Linked DNA regions of Mus musculus: regions 1, 2 and 3 are each linked to region 4. Evidence: chromatin loops called from intact Hi-C (ENCODE). Cell type or tissue: heart. All regions are shown on one strand.

What was found. Hi-C counts contacts between places; a loop is a spot of excess contacts. Peaks named below come from ENCODE experiments on the same cell type or tissue, not always from the same donor. Only the 100,000 strongest peaks of a DNase experiment are listed, where the experiment ranks them.
Region 1: it touches region 4 in a loop (1.9-fold over the local background); 4 of 42 quality-filtered maps call a loop at or near these places.
Region 2: a loop joins it to region 4, with 2.4 times the contacts of the local background. A loop is called at or near these places in 4 of 42 quality-filtered maps.
Region 3: it touches region 4 in a loop (1.9-fold over the local background); 3 of 42 quality-filtered maps call a loop at or near these places.

Annotation. Positions count from the first base shown.
Region 1 is chr13:41,545,515-41,550,514 of GRCm38, forward strand. The region is part of intron 2 of Gm32184 (a long non-coding RNA gene); the gene reads right to left. Among named protein-coding and RNA genes, the nearest start is that of Tmem170b, 58 kb to the right of the region's middle. In heart, a CTCF peak has its summit at 2,278 (motif pointing right); no DNase peak of the experiment used is centred here.
Region 2 is chr13:41,569,429-41,574,428 of GRCm38, forward strand. The region is part of intron 1 of Gm32184 (a long non-coding RNA gene); the gene reads right to left. Among named protein-coding and RNA genes, the nearest start is that of Tmem170b, 34 kb to the right of the region's middle. In heart, CTCF peaks have their summits at 2,806 (motif pointing left) and 3,012; a DNase peak (open chromatin) is centred at 2,763; H3K27me3 peaks cover 684 bases.
Region 3 is chr13:41,355,952-41,360,951 of GRCm38, forward strand. It overlaps Nedd9 (neural precursor cell expressed, developmentally down-regulated gene 9), which reads right to left and starts at 3,050. Exons shown (of 7, transcript NM_017464.5): 1 at 2,902-3,050. The coding sequence starts at 2,913. In heart, a CTCF peak has its summit at 3,110; DNase peaks (open chromatin) are centred at 2,310 and 3,050; H3K4me3 peaks cover 3,539 bases; H3K27ac peaks cover 2,747 bases.
Region 4 is chr13:41,485,009-41,490,008 of GRCm38, forward strand. Gm32401 (a long non-coding RNA gene) reads left to right here and starts at 1,903. Exons shown (of 8, transcript XR_873291.2): 1 at 1,903-2,210. It also overlaps a transcript of Nedd9 not described here. In heart, no CTCF peak of the experiment used is centred here; a DNase peak (open chromatin) is centred at 2,343; H3K27ac peaks cover 603 bases.

The DNA.
Region 1 (5,000 bases), 61 kb after region 4:
ATTTCTTTTCTTTTTACTACTCAAATTGCTTTCTTTGTAATGTTTCTCTTTACGGGAAAAGTGTAAGCTCTCAATTTGTTTTCTGGGTGAGGTGTGCGGCGAATGGTTGCTTTTCAGTCGCCCTGTCCAATGACAGGGCAAGCTCAACCAAACCTAGGAAAGTCTGGAACTGACTGTAAGATGAATTCTGTTCCCACACCTGGGCACCAAATATCTTGTCACCCACATCATCAAAGACCACATCCTGCAGGTAGTTAACAGCAATGGAGTTCAGAAAGCAGGGATGGACGAGTACATTATACATTACTTTTCTCAGTTCTTTTCTTGTTTATGACCTGAGATGATAAAATGGGTGTCCAACCCTAGCTAAGTAGCATACAGGATCAGGCACTTGTGAATATAAATATTAATTGGGGGTAGGGAAGGCTGTCATGCCTGGAAATGTATCAATCTTATGCCTCTGAAGATCCACAGCCAAGTCTCTTTCTGTGTGTTGGGTTTAAGTTTTCTGACATCTTTTCTTGAACAAACAGGCACCTCCTTGGGAGTACGGAGAAATCTCTTATAGCGATTGCTTCAGATCATGTTTGTTCCAGAACATGTTTGCTCCTTACGCCAACCGACCTATAACTGCCCTTCAACTGCGATACAAAAGCAGGCAGAAAGAATTTGCATCTTAAGTTCTGGAGAGCACTCTTCTTAGCTACTGAGCACCATAGAATGCTAGGGAGTGTGTTCCTATTTTAGACATGAAACCAAGCACCATGAGCCAGGGTATTAACTGTGAAGCCAACAGTGGATTGTGGTTGGTAGTGAGAATTCACCTGCCTTGCTCCACTGAGCCACATTTCCCAACCCCGCGAGCAGCTGCTGTAAGCTGCAACTCCGAGGAATTACTCTCTGCAAACCCAGACTGCCCTTTTCCTCTCTTCTCTTCAAGAACCTGCCCCATTCCTCACATGCACTGCCTCACAAGTGATTCACCAGATCCACGCAGTTCTACTCCCAAAAAGGAATTCTTTCAACTGAGGAGAGCATCGGTTTCTTTTCACATATCTGACAAAAAGCAACATCATGAAGGACGAGTTTAGAGTTTAAGAGAAAATACGACCTATCCTGATCAGGGAAAAAATGGTGTAGGGAGAAGGCCACAGCAGGTCACCGTCTGTCTGCAACCGGAAGTAGAGAGAGTACAGGAAGTTAGGGCTAGGCTATCAAACATTCTAGGCCCTCTTTACCAAAGCTCCGCCTCCTAAAGGTTCTACAACCTTCCAAAACAGCAACGCTTGCTGGCAACCAAGTGTTCAAACACCTGAGCCCACCGGAGAGTCCATTTTCGAGCCCATGACACTTGGCCAGCATTTGGAGACAAGGATTTTTGATAGATAATTTTGAAATCCTCTTTCTTTTTCCTATTGGCTACATCACTGAAATTTAAAGGCGTGGGCCTTACACGCCTATAAATTTCTAAACTGATTTAGTTCTTCACTTCTCAAAGTATCACCTTTTTAGCTCCTTTTCCTCTGTGATTTCCTTCTACTTAGCACCTGGTGTCTCCTCTGTGTATACTAACCCTCGGTATTCATGAGTTTGATCGCAGGGCCCCTTGCGATTTTCCCATACCCCAGGGGCTCAGAGACATTATTAAATTGGCACGACATTTGAATCTTCCCTCTGTAATCTTCTTATATACTTAAAATCATCTTTAGATGACTTTTAGTATGTTAGATGACTATTTGTCACGCAAATAGGTGACGTACTGTATTGGGTAGGGAATAGTGACAAGAAAAAGTCTGTTTACGTTCAGTACTGGTAGGCTGGAACCCCTGCTCATCCCCTGCACAAGCTGGGAAACCCCGTCTGCCCTCCTTCCCCCTCCTACCCTGCTCACACAGAGAAAACTCCGCTTCCTTGGTAAAAAAAATAAACTCCTAGCTAACCTGGATTATTCTTAGACTCCACATGTCCTGCAATCCACCCAAGAGTGCCCACAAAGGGGCTCAGTTTTTGATTGTGTATGGACATAATCCCAACTCCTAGCTGACACTTCATCACACCCTAGTGCCCAAGACCCATAAAACCCCTTTGCTGCTTTAGCCTGGATTCTTGATGTCACTGACCTCCACCTGTGAACCCACCCAAAAGCTGCCTCCTAAAAAGCCTATGTTTATCTACTTTAAAAAAAAAAGATTTTATTTACTTATTTTGTATATGTGTGTACACTGTAGCTGTCTTCAGAAACATCAGAAGAGGGCATCAGGTTCCATTACAGATGGTTGTGAGCCACCATGTGGTTGCTGGGAATTGAACTCAGGACTTCTGCAAGAGCAGTCAGTCAGTGCTCTTAAGCTCTAAGCCATCTCTCCAGGCCCTTTTGTCTATTGTTAATCAGGTCTAATCTAGCCTATATCTGCATCACCTAGGAAGAGAAAACTCCAGCAAGTACAAATGCAAGAAAAAGTATTTTTCATTGGTGCATGGCTGAGTTCATGGATGCTGAACTGGAAGATATGGGAGGCTGGGTCTATTTCAATCTTTTTCTCTGTACCACATGTTTATAATTCTCTGTGTGTGTGTGTGTCTCTCCCTCACTGTTTCTCTCTCTTCCTCCCTCGCTCCCTCCTTCCCACTACCACTATATATATATTTGCCTTGCTTTGAACAAATATTTCTTTATTATTAAACATCTACTTTAGACTAAGAAGTAGGCTAGGTATAAAAAAAATATAATGAAGAATGAAGATCTTTGTCGTTTAAGAAAACAAGGTCCTTCTATAGAGTTTTATATCTGACCTTTGACTATAAGACCAACTTTCCTAGCTTGTAATCATGTTTCTCATTCGTAACTGAAAGAAGAAAAAATTGTGTGTCAAGTTCCTTATCATAAAGACAACAAAAATTCATCTGCACAGGTTATACTCCATGCCTTTACACAACTCACAACTGATTTTATGAGTTTTGATTCATAAGGCCAGTTTGTGTTTGCATTCCTCTGCTTTCTTAGGCATAATAAAAATGCTAGGAATAGAGTTCAGGTGCCTTAGAGACGCCCTCGCTTCTCTAGCTCACCGACAAGCACGGCCACATCATTGACAAATATTCAGACACCGGGTGGCCTTTTGCACAATGAATTGGAAAAAATCAAATGTACTTTACACTTGACCCTGCCCTTAGAATGACCTGGGGGAATTCATTCCATACTAAGCATCTACTGCTCCACGATTCCCAGGTTCTAACTCAGTGAGTCTGGGATAGGGCCTGAGGTTAATCATATCTGACAGTCCACGGTGCTAATACTACCAGCCCTAGGAGTGAAGAAGCAGGAGAGTCCGGAGTTCCAGATCATTCTGAGCTACATAGCTGGGTTGAGGCTATCCGGAGTTACATGAGAACCTATTTCAAAAGGAAAGAAAGGAAGAAAAGAAAAGAAGGAAGGAAGAGAGGGAAGGATGAAAGGAGAGAGGAAGGAAGAGCAAAGAAGCAAGAAAAGCTTACTACATCTACTATCCCTTTCTCAAATATTTTTCTATGAATAAAGAAACCATTGAAGATGTATTTTTTCCTTAGAACAGTCTTAACATGGGCCCAAAAGTCAGGAGGGTCTTCCATGTTACCTGGAGCTTGTACCTTCTTTCCAACTAGGCTGGGAAGGATTGAGGGTAACTCTGATGACACTTGTTTTTCTAAGCAAAGGAGCAAATCACAAACAGGTCTCACATTGTTAAATACTGACTTGAATGGTGTCCTGTTCCCACTATTACTAAAATTTTAAGACGTCTCATCTTTAACCTCCTCCATTGTGCCTCTGGCTGACATCATATTTGTTTGAATTTGGGATTTACCACGATCGGGATTTTAAAAAGAAAGAAAAGAAAGCAGGCTCTTAAAAGCCAGGCTGTGGACAGGCCAGCTGTGTGGGCGAAGTGTGGTAGATGTGTGCATACCTGTAAAGAGCGCAGTGTGGGAGGGAGCACCAAGGGCTCTGCTGCCACTAAACTTACTGAGCAAACAAACTCTTAATACTGAATGGTCCCAGGAGCAGGTGCGAGCACAGGTGGGCTGTGGCACAAGGAAAGTAGAAAAAGAAGTTCCAGTATATTTATATCTCCAAGATAACTCTTTAATTTCCAGCCCAGTGTGGTGATAGCAAAACCTTGGTTCCAGTATTTCTGGGTGTTAAAATATTCTCCATTTGGACACTCAATTCTGGGAATTCTTCGCTTTTGAATATCATGCTATCCTTATCTATTCAGCAGATTTAACCTTTGGATTCTGGGCCAGTGGCCTGAGAAACGTTTCGTCTCAGCCCAAGCCCTTGACTATGTGTTAGTGGTTGTCTGACAGTTGGGCTTTCGGGAACTGGCAAGTCCCTGACCAGACTGAAAAGGGCAACAATTTTGATGTCAGAGCTTCAACATGTAGGCAGGGTTTCCAGCTTGCATCTCGCAGTTCTCCCAATGCGAGAGAGGGGCAGATCACTTTCCATTGTCATCTTTGACCTTCCAAAGAACCCTGGCTTTTGTGGGACGTCAACCGAGACCTCAGAGACAACAGAGTGAACCCAGAAGGCGATTCCTTCTTCCAGAACCGAGCTAACCTAGATAAAGTGTGTCGCAGCCTCCCACCGGCTGTCTTCAGCCCATTGAATCCAGCGGGATATCGTCCACACTGCGGCTCACAGGTAGTGACCCTGAAAGGAATAATGAAGGGAAAAAGATGATGCTAACCCCAGATGAAGCATCAAGCTGCCTGAGGAATCCTGATGGTCTATAGGTTGATGATGAAGCTGAGTCTGCCTTCCTGTGACTACGTATCACCACAGAGCTTAATTGTCAGCTGGATAGAGAGACGGTTATGAGGTTGGTTAAGTTCAATTCTGGATGTGTCTGTGCGAACATTTCCAGAGAAGGCTGGCCTGTGTGTCAGTGAGCTGCCTTGAATGTGGGTGGCACCACTGTGATAGGCTGGAGGCTGGGACAGAGTAAATATTAAAGGGCAAT
Region 2 (5,000 bases), 84 kb after region 4:
ACCTGTGCATGCACATGTCAAGACCAGAGGCTGGCATCAAGAGTCTTCCTCTGTTATCTCCACCTTATTCTGCGAGATAGAGTTTCTCAATGATTTCCCTAGATCTTACCAATCGCCCGGGCAAGCTGACCACTGAGAATTCTCCTGTCTTGCCTGCCAGCACTGCTTGCCAACATTGTATGTCCTGCCAATGTTTCCAGCTTTTATGTGAGTGCTATAGATCTTAACTCAGGTCCTCAAAGCCTTTCCTTCCTGAGACATCCTCCAGTCTCCTCTGATCTCAGAGAACTGTCCTCATCTTTGAGCTGCCATGCTAGACAACCCCTTCTGGTGACTCCATCCCTTACAAACATGCCAATCTGAAAGTCCAAATACTGACTCAATCCCCATTTAAAATAACTTACTGCCAAAGAGGGTAGTCACTGAGTCTTCTACCTATGAAACCCAGGTACCTTGCTTCTCTGTGCCCACTAGAGAGTTGCACAGCCAAGGGGAAGGGAGAGCCCCACATGTTAGCTCACTGTGGGGATTTAGCTGCCTGAGAGGCGAGTGACTTATGGAAAGGAAGTATTCCTTGGCACAAGTACAGACTCTGGCCACAGAACTACGGCCTTTTCATTTTTTTAAGAATCCAGGAGGTATGAATGGCCATTAATACCACAGAATGCCCACTTAGCATCTCACAGACTTGATTGAGAACTAACCTTAAACACGAGGCCATAGAAACCATCCTAGGAACAGGGCATATAGAAATGTTTCATTACCTCGGTCTTCTTGTACTGACAAGCTGCAGGGATCAGAGGACAGAAGAGTAGCCACGTGTTAAGTGTTATGGCCCACCTGAGTGACCTGAAAATCCCAATGACTTTGTCAGAGCTTGGAGACCCAGCCAATAATCCCTAAATAGTGTGAGGACTTATTACCCCTTCCACTTTACAACCACAAGTCAATTTGTGGGCCAAGACATCTCAGGAGCATAGTGTGACACTCTTTGGGATTTTGAGAAGTAACTGGGAGGTCTTCGAGATATCCTGAGGCTCTCATAATCCAAAATTTGTAGTGAAGCCTTAGCAGACAGCCTTTGCTATATAACCAACGAGTCACAGAGAAGTGTGTGTGACACATGAATGTGAACCAGTAAACTGAAAATCAGCACTGTCATGCACACACACATGCACACACACCCTATACACAACACACATACACAACACATACACCACACACACAGACACATACTACACACACCACATATACAGCACACATATCACACACATACCACACACACACACCACACTCACATACACAAACACACACACAGACACCACACATACAAAATTAGGACCTAAGTCCACAGATTCACCTTACCTCTGTGTTTACATGTGGGTTTTGTTGTTGTTGTTGTTAATGAAGTCTAGGGTAGATATGTTTTGATATGATCAGTCCTTCATTAGTTTGCCTAGTGGCTCATGAGAAAAAATGGTAGGTGTTCTCAGGTAGGGGTTGAGTCAAAATTGAAGGATTATTAAAAAAAAAAAAGAACTGAAGAAAGAAAGGAATGAGGGAGGGAGGGAAGGGGAGAGAGAGAAGAAAGAAAGAGAGAAAGAAAGGGAAAGAAGAAAGATGAAGAGAGACAAAAAGGAAGGACGGAGCGAGGGAAGGAGGGAGAGACGGAGGGAGGGAGGGAAAGGGAAGAGAAGGGAAGGGAAGGGATGGAAAGAAGAAAGATATAGAGTGATAGGAAGGAAAGAAAGAAGGAAGGAAGGGAGGGAGGGAAGGAAGGAGGGAAGGAATGAAGGAAGGAAGGAAGGAAGGAAGGAAGGAAGGAAGGAAGGAAGGAAGGAAGACAAAAACAACAAAAACCAGTTCTTCAAAGCTCAATCTGCCCCTAGCCTCTGTCTCCCTTTGATTTATACTCTACCATGTTGTAAAGTCTCAATCTTGTCTTCAGACACTGGAATCAGAGGTGCTGACTACAACGCTGTCTTTATTCTCCAGATCACTGGCCTGTCGAAGCTTGACTCCCCTTGATCCAGCTCAGGGCCACTGCAGCGTTCTCCCAGACTCACATAGAAGCTGCCATTTTGACTACAGGTTGCCAACGCTCTTGGATTAGCGTGCACAATTATGGGCAAAATCTGCTTCCCATTTGTCAGGAAAGCAGGAGTCTTACAATGTGTTTGGTTCCTGCAATTAATTCACTGTAAGCAATTTGGTCCCCAGATTCCCTGCAGTGAGAATAGCCGGCCATTTTCACAGTCATTGAACCATTAAATCCCTGTGTATACAAAACAAAGAACTAGGAAAGAATGTTGAGTAAGAGTTACTTAAAATGGTGATACAAATGTTACCCTTTCAGTAACCGTCCTAGCGTGATATATAATACACAAATATACTGATGCCTACGAGCATGGAATACAGAAATACTGTCTGTGTTGTGTCAGAAGCCAGAGGCAGCACAGAATGTGGTTGTCACAGTCACACGTTAGAGCATTGTCTGGGAATTACAGGCTTCTAGATCCCCTCTCCTTTTTCAGGAAATGCTACCTGCCCTGCTGCACCCAAAATACAGGAAAGGTAGAGTTTCTCTCCCTTCTGTCTGTAAACCAGGATGGAGGCTAAGTTACTTATCACAACAAAGTGTCTTGAGTTTCAGAGAGCATTTCCTCCGAACCTTCCCTGTGGCCAGTGTCTTGAATTTGAAGGCTCTTGTCAATTTCACCTTCTCAAAAGGACAAAGATAAATTAGGCACTGGTTCCCCCTGGTGTTTGATTGTGGAACTATACTTCCAAGATTCACCGATGGGTTTCTGTTTGTGGCGGGACAGTTTGCCCTCTGGTGGAGACCACAAAAACAGCCAAGATGCTAATTAAATATTTGTTTATTGAGTTTAAAGCAGTGAGTATTAATTCAAAGCACAAATTTTTAAATACGAAAATTACAAATCACTAACTATCACACACACAAAGAGAGCAAGCAGTTACATTTGGTAGGCATAGTGCTTAGGACTTGGTTGGTACAGGTTTAGTGGGAGTGATCACCCCCTAACACAGGAGATTCACCGGACAGTAATCACCTGCTCTCAGACATGGCATCTTGGGCCCTGGAGCAGGCAAACGCATGGTTCTGCCTAGAGATGTGTTTTTCATACAGTGTAACCAGCTGGTGCTGGCTTGTAGGCTTACATGGTTGGTGGCTGCCTCGTTGGCTCATGGCATCCAAGGAAGTGTGCCAAGAAAGAGAACCTAGAAAATTCTAAGCTCCCTCTCATGACCCACCTCAGAAGTCACCAGTGTCAGCCTGAGCTATTGATAGAAGTGGCTTCACCCAAGCTCACAGACAAAGAACATAACTCATCCTCCCGCCTAGAAGTGTCATGTCCCAAGGGAAAAAGAGGACTGGGTGTAACACATGTATTTGAATGGCCGTCTTCATAAAAATGTGATCAAACTATAGTGATTTTATTTCATTCTTTTCCAAACTCTGAGGTCAGTACCATCATTATCCCAATTTTGCTCTTCAGTGAATAGGGTCAAAAGTACTTTTTTTTTTTTTTAAAAGACTTCTTCATAACATCGGAACAGATCAAGCCCTACTAAATCTGTGGATTTGTGTGGGAGGAGGGAGGCAAATCTGTCCCCAGACAAGACTGTTAAGTTAATGTTTATTAGTGTACCAAAGACTGATACACTTCCAATCAATGAAAATATAAACCCACAGGATAGTGACAGACACAGCAGCTCCAAGGAAGAACACTACCAGGCTGACTTGGAGTCATCTATTATTCTGCAAGATCCAGCCAGTTCTTGCAGGAGAGACTAGCCACATAGCAATATGACAGAGATTACTGAGTTGGCTTTTGTGCTTATTGTCTTGACAGGAGGCCAGCTCCTATTTGCTCATCTCCACTGTGACAGCACTGACCTCATAGATCAAGGACTCTAGGTAGGAATTATTCCAATGGCCAATGCTAAGTAGATGGAAACGGGAAAGGTCTGTTGTTTGACTCTTCCTGGGGAGTCTTTATCTTTCCCCTCCAGATAGAGAGGACCAAGACAAAGGACCCCTGTAGACAAGTTCAGCTTGGTGAGCAAAAGAGTTCATTTTGCTCTATCATTGGCTGGGTAGAGTCTGCAACAGGTGGCAGCTGATGCTGCACTCAAGGATGCTCGATGAAGCAGCATCACCAAGTGGCAGGTTCTGTAGATGCCACATGGGTAAAAGTATGACATGCACAATTTGTTTCAGAACAACCCTTGTGGAAACAATGTGTAAAATCGGTAAAAAGGTGATTTCCTCTGTACCTTCTAGTAATGGGTACTTAAGTAAAAGTAAAATGAGCTAATGTTTATTGAGTAGTTAGTCTACCCCAGGAGGTCACGTTGCTTCTGCCTGAAGTCATTATTTGTCTCATTTCACAGATGAGCAAAGAAAATAACAAGATAAGTACAGACACTGCTTTGATTCTCCAAGTGAGAGATGGGGAGGTAGGGGAACCAGTCCCATAGTGCTCACGGATTTAGAAATGATTTCATTGTTACATCAATGACACAGAGATGATACATTTACTTCAGTATGTTAATAACTAGTCTTTGGACGATCTTAAAAATAACACCAGTTTTAAAATTCTACTTCCTGTTTGCTCATTGCTGGTGAATAGAATACAATTGCCCCTGTAGTATCCTGAAATATTGCCAAACCAAACTGAAGGATTTTTAAATCAATTCTGTGGTATTGTCTGTGTAGACAACTATTGCTCGCCGAATAGAAGTTTTCTTTCTTCTTGATCTGTATTTCACTTAACTAATTCATCTTGACTTTTTATACCAGCTAAGAAGTCCAGCATAATGCTAACTAGGATATTAGGAGTAAATACCTTCTTTTTTTTTAAATCTTAGGAAGAAAGCCTTCAGTATCTGACCTTTTCATTTATATATACATATGTACATATGCATATACATATACAAATGTTTCCTCTTTAGTCTGTTAATATATTAACTGA
Region 3 (5,000 bases), 130 kb before region 4:
CTCTACATTAAAGGAATTTTATATAGAACATTTTGTTGTTGTTGTGTCTGAGACGAGGTCTCACGATGTAGCCTTGGCTGGCCTGGAACTCATAGGGATCCCCCTGCCTCTGACTCCACAAGAGCCGTGATTAAAGGTGTGTTCCACCATGCCTGGCTTCATTATGTAGAATCTTAACAAAGGAAGTTTGTACAATTCACTGTCATTCAGACAGACTCTTCTCAGAGAAATGGAACCTTAAACACCCATGACAGTCTTTCCACGAACAAACAAAAATGTAAGTAAACTAAAAGCAGACTAGATGTGTACTAAGTGGAAAGATTTACCTAAAGCAATAGCTTGCATTCCACAGCCCTCATAGTTGTAATTGCTGGCTGCCTCGAGCTGTGTATTTTGAGGACAAACTGAGTGGAAGTTGATTGCACCCTGGTTATGAACCCTGAAGTAGCTAAACAAGACCATCTGGTTAACAACAGACAAAAAAGAAAGGAAAAAGAAAAGAGAAAGAAAGAAAAAGAAAGAGAAGCCTTTTAAGCCTGACTTATAAATCTTACAATGATCCATTTTTAAGCCCAAGCTAAATTTATAGTTTATGTGCAACATAGTGTTTAAGAGATAATTCCAGACTCCTGGGTTTTACAATCTAATAATTATCTGGTTTTACTACTTAAGTAGCTCCAATTAAACAAATAAATGCCAACTTCGTATTTCAGTTTGCAGAGTTACCACTGAAACAAAATAGAAGACTGACTATCCTGGGAGAATACTTGGGAGGGAATAGTTCTGAACTTTCTGAGGCCAGAACATACTGGTCTGAGGGATGTTTTAGGGAGTTACAGATGATTTCTGTTTTAGGGTTTGCTTTCCCTTTCCTGGTAGTGTTTAAATCACCAGTATTAGATCAAGATCACTTTTAATCCCATGCTCCTCAGTTGGTGTGTCGGAAAAAACCCATCATTTAACTTCTGTGTGCCACAGTTGCTACTTTGGGAAAATAAGTGTGCCTCGGAGCTAATGGGGAGAGTTAAGTGTGACGGACTTGTATCGCTTTACCCATCATGCCTCTGCTTCAGCATCTCCTACACAGAATGACTAATTCTCTCCTGAAAGACAGTTATCTTTCATTAGCTAAATAGACTTTATGACAGAGGGAAAAGTGGCTCGCTTCTGCTATGGTCAACTCAGGGTGCCCATGTGTGAGTTGTTTACTTGGGGAGCATAGCGTTTTTGCTGGTGAAGTTGTCTACAATAATAATGAGATGATGGTGATGATGGTGATGGTGATGATGATGATAAATAACCATGTATTTCTATTGCTCGGCAAAGTGTTCAACTCTGGGCAGACTCAGCCAAGTGGAAAGCATTCCCCAGTTGCAGTTTCTCACCTGCAGTGTAAATCATCAGTCCCCATGATATTTTCTTTCCATAAAGAGCAAAGCGAAACATGATGAGGTCACTGAACCAAAGTGACTTTAGATGTCGTCACATGTCCTCACCTTCTAGACTACAGCACTCAGAGTTCACACCAGCTATTTAATGTCCCAATGATGGACAGAGTTAATCCTTTCTCTTTTCTCTATAACACTGTCTTGATTCAACAACAGGGAGAATGGGAAGGAAAAAAAAAAAAACAACATTGCAGGCTTGATACCATGTATCCCCATCACTTCCAAAAAGATTCTGTTCCTGCCAGGTAGAAAGCTGCATCATTTCTGACTGACTCCTAGAGCTTTCCTTTCTTCTGCCCCTCCCCATAGATGTACGAAATGGAAAGCTGATAGGAGATGACAATAGATATCTGGGTCTTTAGACTGCTGGAACTTCCCCAACAACTATCACTCATGCTTTGGCTCACAGCTTTTGAACAAGATTTATAGACAGGGAACCAGTGGCTGTTAGCTACAGCCTTCTATCCCAAAGGAAGGGCCAGAGGCTACATACCGCAGAGGGAAGCCAAGTTAGCCCCTAGCTAAGTCAGTTAACTGGCTCTGTTAAGTCACCTTACCAAAACGAATTTTTGAAATGACACAGTCCTTTAAAAGTCGAGGACTCATGTCTCTTCACCATTAAAATTAAAAAAAAAATTTTTTTTTAAAAAAAAGGATCGTAAGTAAGTACCGCCAAGTCATTGCCATGAACTGCTACTGGGCCAAGTCCCTTGGAAACTGCCTCATTAGACGGGATGTGCTGAGCAAGGCATAATCATTTTGCCAAGAGTAACCCCAGAAACCGTGGTGCAAAATGCAGTGGAAAATAGAGCTGCCAAAATTATGAGCAGGACATTCTGTAAGCGTCAGGGAAAATAAGCCAGCCGGAGCCTTCATACTTTCAGACCCGTTCAACCCCAATAAAGAGTTATCCAGAAATGACTAACAGCCATTTATTCATAAGGATGTGGGAATTCTCCATCATCGCGCCTATGATAGTGTCTGGGTTTTTAATCTGCTTCTACCGAAAGGACCTCGAGCAGACAGCTTCCCAGATCAAGTGCTTAAGGCAAAAATCTGAAAAGGTGCTTTTAGAACCTGTCAGAGACTCAGCAGTTCTGACTCTCCTTATTATGGCTCCCCAAGCTGGCTTTGGTCAGGCAGAGACCTGCGACTTGCCTGCTGCGAGGCGAGTTAGACACCCTCTGATCTCTGGCGGCGGCTCCTATGCTAACTCTACTCCACCGCCTTCCGCCACCCACAACAACTTTCAGAACCATGCACCAAGAACTAGTGGATCTGAAAGCGCATGTCTGCTGGCGGTACACCCGGGGGAAGCCTGGAAGCGAGATCAGACGCAGCTCGGCAAAACCAGACACACAAGGGATCCCTGCCCAGTTGTCAAGGTGGGAAAGGCGCCGGCCGGCACAGCTGCCTCTAGCTTCTCAGGAGACGGCGTACAAGGCACTCTTACCTTGTACTTCATCTCGGCGGTGATCTGATGAGCCCTGGTCCTATCGAATCACACAGTGAGTGAGGCACTGCAGAGTCCGCCCCTCCATTGAGCGCTGGGCTGGATGGAAATGAGAAGCCTTCGCCTCCCGCGCACTGCGGAGTCTCTGAGCTCACAGCCCAGATCCAGACCAGCACGGCGCGGGCCTCGTTTGCATACCGCGCCGCCATTGGCTGCTGGTGGCGGTGAAGGTAACGCCTCCACCCCGCCCACCTCTAACTTCTGAAACCCTCCGACAAAGAGCGTGTAATACGATCATTTCTTTTCACGTTATCAAAAGGGCGGAGGAGAAAACAGAAAGTGGGGAGGCGGCCCCAGCCACCCGGAGAAATAAAAATATAAAGAGGAAAGACATAGGAACCAGACAAAGGAGGTACGTTCCTTTTGAGAGTAACCTAAGTTTTAAAGAATCCGAATTCACAAAGCAGTCTGACGATCGCGCTTCCTGTGACCTAGCAACTAGTTCATAAACCCATTTCATTTCAAAGCCATTCACCTTACAATCTCTACATGAAACGAGCTGGAGGAACAAAGGGTTTTCTGTCTCCAGTACCCCCCCCTTTTTTTTTTACTAACCACCCCTGCTGATAGCTCTCTTTCCCTGTCTTTTCTCTTCCCCTTCCCTTTTCTGTGGCTGCTCCCCTCACCCCCAAGTGTTCAAAGTACTTTGCTAAGTCAGTCTGCTAGGAGCTGGAAAACATTTCTTTCTCAATGAAAAGGAACTCACTCATAAGCACCAGGCCTTCCCGGTTCTTCTCACTAGGACCTCCGAGGATAAAGGATAGGTGGGAACCCATGCAGGTTCTATAGAACACACCCGATACATCACGCCTGTCCAGCCAGCACTCTCCTCTTTGACCGCTGGCATTGCCAGATTCCGCTTTTGAACACCGAGGCCTTTTCCTTTTGACCTCTCTCCCCCAAATGACCCATTAGCCCACTCACACTTATTATTCAGGGAGAACGCTTCTGTTTGATAAGCCTGGTTTAAAAAAAAAAAAAAAAAAAAAAAAAAGAACAGCCTCTTTCAGGCAGAGCGCGGGACATGATTTGTAGAGCGGTTCCATTCTGAGATTTCTATAGAGAAAGAGAATCACTCAGGAGAAGACAGGCTTTTCTTTTCCTCGGGCCTCAGGACTTGGAGTATTCAGGACTATCCCCCAGTTGGGATGCATTCCAGCCAGACTGCACGACTCGGGTGGAAAAAAAAAATCAGCTCTTACTTCTTTCCTGACTAAGGTAGTCCAGAATCAGTTTTGCCTCCCCAATCCCCTTCTAAATTTCCAATGGATTAAAACTTTTGAAAATAAATGATTTAAGCCAAAAGCATAGGAGAGCAGATGCCGCATAAAAGTGGTTTCTGGGGGTGGGGGTGGGGGTGGGGGTGGGGTAGGGTTTACATTGACAATTGAATCCACATTTGGCTGCAGCTTGGAGTTTGCTCTACAAGATGTCCCTGGCCACCTTCGTGAAGTTGACATCCCGGTTCAGGCCCCTTCCAGGTCATGGCTTTTACTTCCTGATCTCAAAGCCGAATTGAACCTGTGTGATTCGCAAGGTCTTTTGTACACAGATTAGGCACGAAGCAGATTGCGGTAGCAGGATCATCCTGGCAGCCCTGAAGATTCACACTAGGGACCTATGTTTGTAGGACAAGTCAAATCTTTCTCTCTAGATTTGTCCTGGTTCCCCAGGAGACAGAGATAGCATTCCTTTGACTTCTTCAGCAGCCAGGCTGAATCATGCTTAGATGAGTGGATTAAAGCAAGGCTAACCCATTCAACCTCAACATTGCCAAAGCCTGTGCTAGGCGTTTGTGAAATTGTCTTCTCAGGGTAGATGGCTTGATTCCTATCAGGCAAATCGATACACATTCCTTAACTTTGCAATGCTAGCCTTATAAAATGAGGACATAATAATGTGTACCTGCTAGGGAAGAGAGCTAGGGTTTTCCTTGAGTGTGATAGGAAGCCATCTAAGAATTTTGAGAAAAAAACAATTTCCCTGTTTTTGCCCTTATTATCATGCTGTGATCTCAGTGCAGCCTAAGTAACACAAGT
Region 4 (5,000 bases):
CACCCACCCCTACCCACGACTGCATCCCTTGAATAGATAGGAGAGATCTCAGAACCAAAACGCCTCAAGTCAAGGGCAGTTGGCCACTGGATAGTAGTCATGTGCTGAATAATGTTTGTCAGTGATGGGCTAAGTATACAATCCTGTCTCATCACATTCTGGTGGAGCTGAAAAAGTCTTGCTCCTGGTTAGATCACAGTCACCATGCCATCCTATACCACATTTTTCATCTGTGCAGAGAGGGACTGAGTGAGTCAACTGCCAATCAGATCCAAGCCTGGCATACCCAACCTGAGTGCAGTACGTGGTACCTGATAATAACAAGTCACCTACCTGCTGCTGGTTTAGGCAATGACTATCCCGTACATTTTTATCATTGGAAGGCTCATTGTTACAATACAATTTGACTGCAAAATATTCTACCACATGACCCCAGCAGCAGCCTTCCTTGTTCCCTGCAACCCCTTGATACAATCTCTAGTGCTTGCTGTAATTTTGTGTTAATTTGTTCATCATAGCTGCAGGAGCAAGAGGCTGTACCACACAGATACCCTAGAGCGCCTACAGCAGCGGATCTCAAGCTTCCTTAATGCTGTGACCCTTTAATGCAGTTTCTCATGTTGTAGTGATCCCCAACCATAAAATTGAGTTGGGTGCTACTTCATAACTGGAATTTTGCTACTGCTATGAATCATATTGTAAATATCTGATATGCAGGATATCTGATATGCTATGACCCTGTGAAAGGGTTGTTTGAACCCCTAAAGGGATTGAGAACTGTTGCTTACACCATCTTAAACGCTGCCTCCCCGTTTCCCCATTCCTGCTCAATCTTGTCTTTTCCATCTCTCTGTGCTCTCTTCATTTGACGGCAGATCTCTCTTCTCGGAGCTTTGTGTGGCTGATCTCTCTGCCCCCCGACTGCTACTTGAACCCCTCCTTTTTAATCCAGTTTTTATCTCCATGCTTTTTATGGACCCTTACTGATTCCAAGGAAGGTTCATTTTTTCCCAGAATATATTCTGGCCTTCATCACATTTGGGGTTCAGAACACAATACCTCAAAAAGGTGACTGTAGGAATCCACCAAAATATGCCATCTAAAATATGCCCCTATGACATGTTGTATATTTTAAGGGGTTATTTTAAGAAATCACAGATATGGAACCATTGACACTTGCTTGTTCATATAAGAAACTACAACTTTTAAAAAAATCTCATTTATGAGTGCGTGTCATTGTCCGCACCAGGAAGATGTTAATCATCTTCCATAGAGATTCTAACCCATGGAGAAGGTACCTGGTGCGTCTGAGTTAACATCGCCTTCCTGTCATTGCAAATGGCATTCTCCAGGACATCAAGGACATGCAGGCTTGTCTCCATTGCCATGTTATTGACCCAGCACCTGCTAGAAATCCAGACCCCTAGATTGCTCCCTGCAGTTAAGGACTGATTATACATGAGCCTCAGTCACCTGTCTGATGCTCTGAGTCTTCTAGCTTTATGTAACATATAATTAAATCTATTTTCTCTGGCTAATAGGCCAAGCTAATTCACAGACTACCCAGGAAAAGAACTTTGAAGTATAGAAGAAAGCAAATCTTCCTTCCTTGAATTAATTAATGTCTACTTCTCTCCTGCTATATAAGCTCGTTCCTGTCTAGGTTTTGACTTAAAATAGGGCTGGCAATTGTGAGCACTCTCTAGATAGTTGTCATATAAATTAACTTACTGATGACATATGGCAGGACTCTTGCAGTCACAATTTCTAGCCCCGCCCCCCACAAACGACACAAACAACTGTAATCTATGCTTAAAGGACCGAAATAATCAAAGAGCTTTATCTCCTTCAGGGTAAGTTCTGTGAAGACATCACGAAGGGAGGAGCCCTATACATACACACCAAGCAGCACTGAAATAGGAAGGTTTAAACGGTAGAAATCATCAGACTCTTTATGACCTAGAAACAGCCACTCCAGGTCTGCTCCAGGTCAAACTGCCTCCAGGGCAGGCTGAACCCTCCCTTCCACTGTTAAGGGGTGTTAACTGGAGACATGGCCGGATGTCTGACACCAACACAGGAAGTAAGAATCTGAATGCATGCCAGCCCTACCCTCACCCCAAGCCACAGCAAGGGGCTGGCACTCACCTGAACGCAGAACCGCAGTGGACAGACCATCTTGTGACCCTGGACACCCTGATCTCTTCTAGGTAGGCAGGCAGGGATGGGAACTCGTCCCTCTGTGTCCTTATGCTTCTCTCTCTGCAGATCCCCTCCTTGCATCTAAGGGCAGCTGACAGCTCTTCTCTACTGAGCAACCACACCCGTCGGATGTTCGTGGCCTGTGCATGTGTGGGGTTTTTCCTTCCGGTTGCTGAGAGGCGATGTTGTCTCAATTCATTTCCGCTCTGTACTGCTGCCACCACCTCCTCCCTCTCCTCCTGCTCTTCCCCCTCCTCCTCTTCTTCATCCCTCCTCCTCTTCCCCCTCTTTGTCCTCCTTCTCCCTCCTCATTTTTCTACTTCTCTTTCTCTGTCAGACTGTCCAATAAGTTGAGAAGATGTTATAATTTTGAGTAGGTAGCAAAACTATTTCTTTTCTGTAATCTTTTCTGTGGTTTGAAACAGGAGTGATCTTGACGTTGAGTTTAAATTCACTTGAAGTGGCCTTTTGGAGTTGCATTGCAGGAAAATATAGGCTATTTAAAAAGCCATTTGGTTTGGTATTTTTTTGTTGTTGTTTATATGGACTACATTTGTTCTGAAGGTTTCTACTGTAAATTGACATGGGACATTCTGACATATAGTAAGTACTTATGGTATTTGTGGCATATAGTAGGCAATGACTTAGGGGCTATATCCTCACTGGAGAACCTCCAACTTACAATGAAGTAAGAATAAAAACACTTGAACCAGTGGGAGGGAAGTGGAAAGCCACCTGGTCCTAACCCCTTTTCTTCTTCTCTACTTCTAAGCAGCAGGTAAGTGAGCCACTGGATCAGTCATGTTTTATGTTGCACGCTTTTGTGCCTCAGTGTCCTCTTCTGAGCAACAGGAAACATTGTGGAGTGTTCTGAGTATTGAATGGGTTAGCATCTGGCATAAAATAAGGACTACATGAGTGCTTGCTGTTATTATCAGGGTCAATTCTATATCTTTTGATCTGGGTTTTCATTTTCTTCTTCCCTGTTTCCTATTCCTGAGAGTCGCCTAGGGAATTACTTGGGGAGATAGCAGATTGAGAGAAAAGAGAAGGAGTATTTGAATGACAAATGCTCTTAAACATGTATGGATGCCTGGTGTTCCTCTTTGGTGCCAAGCTGCTATGGTGAGATTTCCCCCCATGAGGAGGGACCTCCCACCTTCCCTCCTCATGAGGTTCTAATGGCAAGCCAAAGTGAACCCTAGGGAACCAGAGAGTTTATTTGGGTTACTTACAGAGTATGGAAGAGGGGTGAGGGGCAGGCATGTAGGCGAGCTTAAAGCAACCACACGGGAAGGTCTGTATCCAACATGGATGATGGTCATCCCAGGGCTGTGTGGATACAGACCCCTCCCCTAGTCCTTCTCTACCTGCATGTATGTTCTAGCCCCTTCTTGAGACCTTTGGAACCATATGCAGTTAGGACTGAATTTCATGAAACTGGTTGGGAGAAGTAACTAGATACTCAAGAGTATCCCATGACTCTCCCATCCTCCACCTTCTATGAGGGAAACTCAGTAGTCAACCAGCCCAGTCTAAGATTGCAAAAATTCTCACTGAAGATATTCTACCCATAAACAGACACCACTTTGGGCGAATAGAGAAATACAACTCAGCTCGAGACTTGCAGAGTGATTTATAAACACACCAACACCTACATCTCCATCTATTCTCCCACATGTGTCTGAAGTGAATCAGATAACTTCCTCTTACAAATAATTCTTGAGCACAAGCTATGAATCCAGACCTCATCTGAGTTCTGAGTAGATTACTCATCTGGCAAGTTGTTGTTGTTGTTTAATAGCACAGAGTTTTCATAATGAGCTGGTGGTACAGAGAAAAAGGCCTGTGCATATTTTGTCTAAGTATCCCTGTATGCATTTCTTGTTATTAAAGGATTACTTTTTCATTGGACATTTAATCATGATGTGTAATTTAAATGTCTGAACATTAGGATGTAATTTACAGATTTATAGTATATCAAATGTCAGCAGAGTCTCCTTGTAAATCAGTGCTACACATATGTGGGTGCTGGCTCAGTAGGGAACGTGCTTGCCAGGCAGATGTGACGACACCCACATAAAAACCAGATGTGGCAGCTCATGTCTGTAACGCTGATACTTAACAGTGGACAGGCTAGTGGACAGGGGTTGGCATCTGGTCAGTCAGTCTAGCTGAACTGGTGAGCAATAAGTTCAGTGAGAGACCCTGTCTCAAAACATAAGTTGGAAAGTGATAAAGGAATATACTCAACTTCAACCTCTGGCCTCCACATATGTACTCATGAGGAAGCACACCTGAACACACACACACACGCACACGCACACGCACACGCACACACACACAGGCATATATAATCCCCATACATACCTCTCAGACCAGAGAGAGAGAGGATGCTTCTTTAAAGGCAACTGATGAACTGAGAATTTGTTCCAAAAAAACCATATCAGAATTATTTTAGAAAAACAATTTTTTTTCACAGTTGATAAGATGTAGAATTTCTGTATGTGGTTTCTTACTTGGGTTCTTGGATTTTTACCTTCTTTTTTTTTTGTTTTGTTTTGTTGTTTCTCTTCTGTTTGGTTAGTGGCAGGTCAAGCTGCTTGTCAAAAATAATTATGAACTACAGATGGTTCTCACAAAAATAAACAAGCAAGAAATGTCTAACCACTTGGGGCAGTGAAGACAGTGTTTGCGTTTCCATCCATGCTTAAGCACGCTCTCTGGCTGCTTTAATTGGCTTCTTGGTGCTGTCCCGTTGGCTGACATCTCAGTGAACACCATGAAATGGTTTACAA